Regions from separate parts of the Mus musculus genome. Here region 1 is linked to region 2. A link is a loop called in an ENCODE intact Hi-C map of the cell type or tissue named here. Cell type or tissue: left cerebral cortex. All regions are shown on one strand. Links, peaks and the distances in the headings refer to the core of each region. The heading gives the core; the rest is flanking DNA.

Region 1 (2,918 bases), core at 313-2,812, 110 kb after region 2:
CTTGAAGCCTAAAGTCTTCCTTCACTTAGGAAAACCAAATGCATTAAGGGTATGGCTCAGGAGAAGAGGCACTTTGGATGCTTCTGGGGCCAGCTCTAATTCTTAAATGGACACTAACACTTTTCATGTTTCAAGAATGTGAAAGCAACCCAAAGGAACTTGGAGACTGCTCTACATATGAGGACTCTCGGGGACCCTTGAGGCACACAGGCAGTGGTATGAAAGCTACAGGGTTTACAGGCAAAGAGGTAAAGGGAATTCGTTGGGAACAAAAGGAAAGAAAAGAAAACACAAAATTAGAAACAAATGTTGCTCTTTGCTAGGCATGGAGGCACCATCTGCAATTCCAACACTGTATAAAATTTCCTTTATTTATTTGTTTGCTGTTAAGGCATTATCTTATTCAGTGGAGTCCAAACTGACCTCAAATTCGCAGCAACCCTCCTCTTGTCAGCTGGGAGTATGCGCATGAACTCTCAGGCACAGGTAAAAAGCTCACATTTTAGAGAGCATTTTACATAATGTAGAAAGATAATCCAGATTTTCTTTAGTGGATTTGTTTTATTATGGACTATAATCTTAGAGAATCTTCTAAGTCTTTTTATTTTAGTTCCTTTAGGTTGCTGTAACAAAATTCCTGAGGCTAGATAATGAATAAAGATTATAGACTTGTTTAGCTCAGTTCTCATATACTAGGGTGGAGCACAGCATCTGCCTAGCTTCTGGTACGAGCCTCGCTGCAGATGGCAGGAATGTTTTTGAGAGTAGAGAGTGTGTTTGTGGAAGAGGCTAAGCATGAGTGGTCACCTTGGTTTAAAATAGCCTGCTCCCAAGGAAACTGATCCAGTCCCAAGAAGGCCACCTCACTCCCAGGCCACCTGGCTGGTGCTTGGCCCCCTAGTGTGGCTAGTTCAAACACTCTTCCACCCACGAGGGCACAGCCCCTTGACCTAACTCACTCTTAACATCCTTACATTGAAAAATCAAATCTCCACGTGAGTTTCGGTGTGGATAAATCATGCACGAATCGTGGCAACATCCTAAGTTAATGGGAATGTCGTGTAAAATTTCCCGATTAATGTCAGATGTTGGAAACCCGTATCAAGTTTCTTTGTCAGGTTTCAGAGCATCCGGAGCACTCTTGTCGGTGACTAATGGAATCCTCGATGAATGAAGACACTCACTTAACAGTTGCTATCTCTGTGCTCTCCCTGCAGTTCGGGAAGGAGCTGATGCTGAGCCCTCTGCTCTCTACCTTCCTTCCACAGGGCCAGATGAGTTACCGCAGTGGGCAGCAGGGATTTTCCTGAAAAAGATCCCTGCGCTTTCATGGCTGGCACTAACTCAAGTGTGCGCGCAGAAGTGACTGTGAACCTCCTAAATATATCCCACTGAATTCAAACTGAATGTATCCTCAGTTTAACTTCCCCATAATCTGAGCTCCCAAGTAGCCTTGCCGTTCCAAGGGTAGCAGAGAAGCTTCTGTGAAAAAGCGGAGCGTTACTGACAGCAGCGAGAATGTCTTCATTGTGTAAATCTGACAGAAACATATGACCTGTGAATATATTACCAGAATCTTTCCCTCACTAAGTGGAGGCTTTTTTTTGGGGAGGGGGTCCTTATGATGTAGACTTGGCAAAACCTGGAGTGCTCGCTCTCTCTCTCTCTCTCTGTCTCTCTCTCTCTCACACACACACACACACACACACACACACACATTTGTAGCAACCCCACCCCCACCCCACCCCACCCCCACCCCTCGCCTCTGCCTCTCAAGTGCTGGAAAGCTGCTGTACGGTTGGCTGTACGATTGTACGATTGTACATCCATGTAGCTTAATGGAGGTTTCACACGTTCTTTTTTTTTTTTTTTTCACTGTGTTGTTTTCTTCTTGTTTGGAATTTCTGTATCATACTAAAGACGAGATACCCATCTTTTGACCACAAAATGACAGTATGAGGATAAAAGTCACATGCTAAGACAGAGCCACAGGAAACCTGTGGTCTTTGTCACTGTTTACCTTGCAACTTCTTGGGATGTAGGGGGAGGAGGAAGGGCACATCTCCTGTTATTTGCTAATGAATGCCTCCTCACATTGAACCATTTCTCATGGTAGAGATTTTGGACTAAGGATCCAGGGACAGAATGTCTTTAGCTGCCATCCATGGAACGTCTAACATTTAAATAAATGAATTGGTTTATGTAATAAATAAGCTGTGTTCCCATATGCCAATCTATCTCTCATTGACATTTTGCAGTTAAGAGATGTTTGAAATCTTAAAATTATACGTCTACTAGTTGAGCTAATTTTACATTTAATTTAAATTTCATTGCAACTATCTGGTTGCACAGGATTGGTAGTGTAGCTCAGAGCATTTGTCTAGGGCACATAAAGTCCCAACTCCAATTCTGAATTCTGAAGACTTTCAAGTCTGGTTACATGGAAATCTCGCTTAGGATGCAATGCTGATTGACTTCAGATCATTTTTACAATAGCTTTTTATTTCATATGTCTTCATTTTCCTCCTTGTAAACTAGAATTAATTATTAAACACAAACGATATAGATGAGTTTGTTGTAATTTTTTTTATATGTCATGAACAATGTTCTGCATTGTGTTCCAATAAGGTATATTGGTGGGTCTTCATGTGCATATTAGGACTTTATAAAATGAGCTTTTAAGTCTGTCCAGTCACTGCATAAGCCACAGTGTTTTGGAGCTCTCATGAAGACTGATGTTTCAGAACTTACCACAATTTTACTGAGAGCCTACCAGAGAGTTCTCCTGCGTCAACCGAATGGATTGGACACATGGATTTCATCTGGCTTTTCATTACTCTCGGTGCTCTTAAACTTCAATGATTTTTTTTTAAAGACTTCTATGTATTTAGTATGTATGTATACGTGATGATGTGTAT
Region 2 (2,918 bases), core at 169-2,668:
TAAATCCTAAGCACTGAATATGGGAGGTGTTGTTATTAATAATAGCGTCTACAATCTACAAGGCAGCGTGCACACAGCACTCAACATGTACTTTTTCAATGCTTTTTGAGACACTGAGAGAACAACAGTACTGTGCTGTGGGAAAGGTATTGCCTGGGAGTCTCCCAGGAAAAGAATAGGTTCCAGGTCCCATTGAACCACTTCACTACTCTCCATTCAGCTCTGAGTGCTGATTTTGTATACAGTAGGTACTTCATTTGATTCCCAAGAGCCTATGAATTAGCTGTTACTGGGGCCATTTAACAGATGAGGCGGGTGCTCTGAAATCCTCGGTAACTCGCCCAGGATATTAGAGGTATTAAGTGACAGAGTCAGGATGTAGACCTGGAATTGCCTTTACTCCAAAATCCTTTTCATTTGTGGGTTCACAGGCTGCTGGGAAAAACACTGAGGAATAGAGAGCCTCTAAATGTGGTGCAGAGCTTGTGGGAGCTTGGCTCGTAGAACCCTCAAGGATCCTCCTGCTCATCGAAGATCCGGTCATTCAGTGAAAAAAGTAGGTCACACTTGACTGGGTTATAAAATGGAAAGGAAGGAGGGAAGGGAGGTGACCCGTGAGGAATGACAGAGCAAAACCCCTCAATCAGTTCTCTGCAGCATTCTGAGTCTGCTCAGCTGTGCCCCACCCCCAACCCCCTGCTCCCATCCCGGAGACCCCACAGGCTCAGCCTTGAACCTGGCGTACCTCCTAGCAGAGCACACAGCACTTGCGTACTCCTCACTTTAAGTTAAAAGGAAAATTCAAGGAAGGGAAAAGGCCCTTAAAACATCTTCAGAGGGATTTGGCTGTACTGTAACCTAAAAAAATCTGTGAAGTCGGGAGGTGTCAGAAAGAAAGCATGCATGAAACATCTTTATTTAAAGCCTGTGTGTACATGAATGACACATTAATGCCAATTCAAACATGAAATGTGGATCCTTTTTTGGAATACGGTCTGGGATTCGAAAGGCGCAAAGGTACCCTGCACGCTGGTTTGCATGGGGTTATAGATATAAATGGAAGTAAAAGAACTCTTGCATCTTCGTTTTTTTAATAAACCTGTGTTATGGCCTCAGAGCTATAGAGGAGAGTAGGTGCCAAAATCTGCCTTTCATTAACATAGGCCTTAAATGACAAGGAAGAGGTGTTGAAGACAAAATTACTTTTTCCTATGAGTATGAATCAGCAAAGTGCAGCAACAAGCAAGTGATAATAGCTGTGCGGGTGAGAGCCTACGGGGGCGGGGGGGGGGGAGGGAGAGGGGGGCGAGGTCAAGAAAAATAGCATCAGCTGGAAAAGACACAAGCACACCTGCGAGGCCTATGCAGGAGGCTACAGAGCACAGCTCCCCTGAACACCACCTCAAAGGGCTCAGAGCACAGTAAACCCAGCTTGGACAAAACACATTGGTATGAGATGGGTGGAACACATTAAAATCTCCAGATGGTTGAAGACAGCCCACCCTCAGCTGCCGCTGGAGCTGTCAGAGGCAAGCTACAGGTGCCACTGCTTGGCCAAGAACTTAAAACAACAGCTATTGATTCTCTGTTGCCTGCGGCCTCACAACCACTTAACCTTTAAGAAGGAGAAGCTAGAGTAGTGATTCTCAACCGGTGGGCACAGCCCCACCTTGGAGTCAACCGACCTTTTCACAGGAGGCCACCTAAGACCATCGGAAAACACTGGTTGTTGCATTCCAACTCGTAACAGTAGCAAAATTACAGTTAATGAAGTAATAGTGAAAATAATTTTATGGATGGAGGTCCCCACGGCATGAAGCACTATATTAAAGAGTTGCAGCATTAGGAAGGTTGAGAACCACTGAGCTAGAGAGAGGCAGATGAGCACTGCAGAAAGGGTGTGGGTGGGATCAATATTGGACTTGAAGTAGTCACAGTGTCCAGATACCTGTGAACTTGGCATCTCAGTGTTCTGTGTGTTCTGTGTCTTAAACATGATTTTCTTTAACAAGCAGCTACTAAGGAAAGCAGAGAGCCCACCCCCCCGGCGCCGGGGTGGGGGTGGGTGGGGGGTGCAGGGAGCTTTGCTCTCAGATGTTACAAAGAAGATGACCCTTGATAGGTTCCCCGACACCAACAAACACCAACCTCATCTCTTCTACATGGGCTAATGAAACTGGATCCAGGAAAAATGTGCATTTTGCTATACTTACACAAATTCCTTGGCAATGTTCTCAACCTATAGTTCCTTTTCAGAGCTACTTCCTAGTCCATTACAGGAAAAAAAAAGTAGCAATTAAGTTTTCCTCAGTTAATCTTTGTATATCAAGTAGGATTGTTTCAAAAACCACCGTGGGAGGTGCACTAACCCTTCGGGCTTTTAAGGCCTTTTCACTGGGGAAAACTGCTCTAAACGCTGTGAGTTCCTAAAATTAATGATGAGATGCTATTGAGTTGATTGCATTAGTGCGGTTTAAATTTTTCTTTTTCACTGTTCAGTACTTAGCACAAGCAGCATCACGCAGTCGCTGCCTCATTTCTCTTGATTTCTGCCTCCTTGGAGTAACATGTCTCCCTCCCGAGGCCCTGTCCTGCCTAACAGAATGGTCCCTCTCCATCCATCTTTAGCGGCATGCAGCTCCTGCAGGTGAGCGAGACCACGGCACCCCTGGGCAGCGCTGGGAACTCAGTACTAAAAATCACCTGAGAGAAAATGGCTGAAATTGCCTGCGTAGCACACGGCCCTGAAGCAAGAGGAAAATTTCTGCCTCCAAGGGTAATTACTTTTCTCGCTTCTCACAGTTCTTCCTTCACGGCGCTCATTTATTTTAATACGCACGATCCACTTTGAATTTCTAGAAGATAGGGTTTCTGTTGTTAGTGGTGTTTTTTGTTTTGTTTTGTTTTTTTAATCCAAA

Evidence for each region. Hi-C counts contacts between places; a loop is a spot of excess contacts. Peaks named below come from ENCODE experiments on the same cell type or tissue, not always from the same donor. Only the 100,000 strongest peaks of a DNase experiment are listed, where the experiment ranks them.
Region 1: a loop joins it to region 2, with 5 times the contacts of the local background. A loop is called at or near these places in 2 of 42 quality-filtered maps.

What each region holds. Positions count from the first base shown.
Region 1 is chr2:70,851,443-70,854,360 of GRCm38, reverse strand. No RefSeq gene overlaps it. Among named protein-coding and RNA genes, the nearest start is that of Gm39842, 14 kb to the right of the region's middle. In left cerebral cortex, for the core only: no CTCF peak of the experiment used is centred there; DNase peaks (open chromatin) are centred at 786 and 1,339; H3K4me3 peaks cover 546 bases; H3K27ac peaks cover 1,236 bases.
Region 2 is chr2:70,957,249-70,960,166 of GRCm38, reverse strand. No RefSeq gene overlaps it. Among named protein-coding and RNA genes, the nearest start is that of Gm39843, 36 kb to the right of the region's middle. In left cerebral cortex, for the core only: no CTCF peak of the experiment used is centred there; DNase peaks (open chromatin) are centred at 543, 1,016 and 1,464; H3K27ac peaks cover 1,585 bases.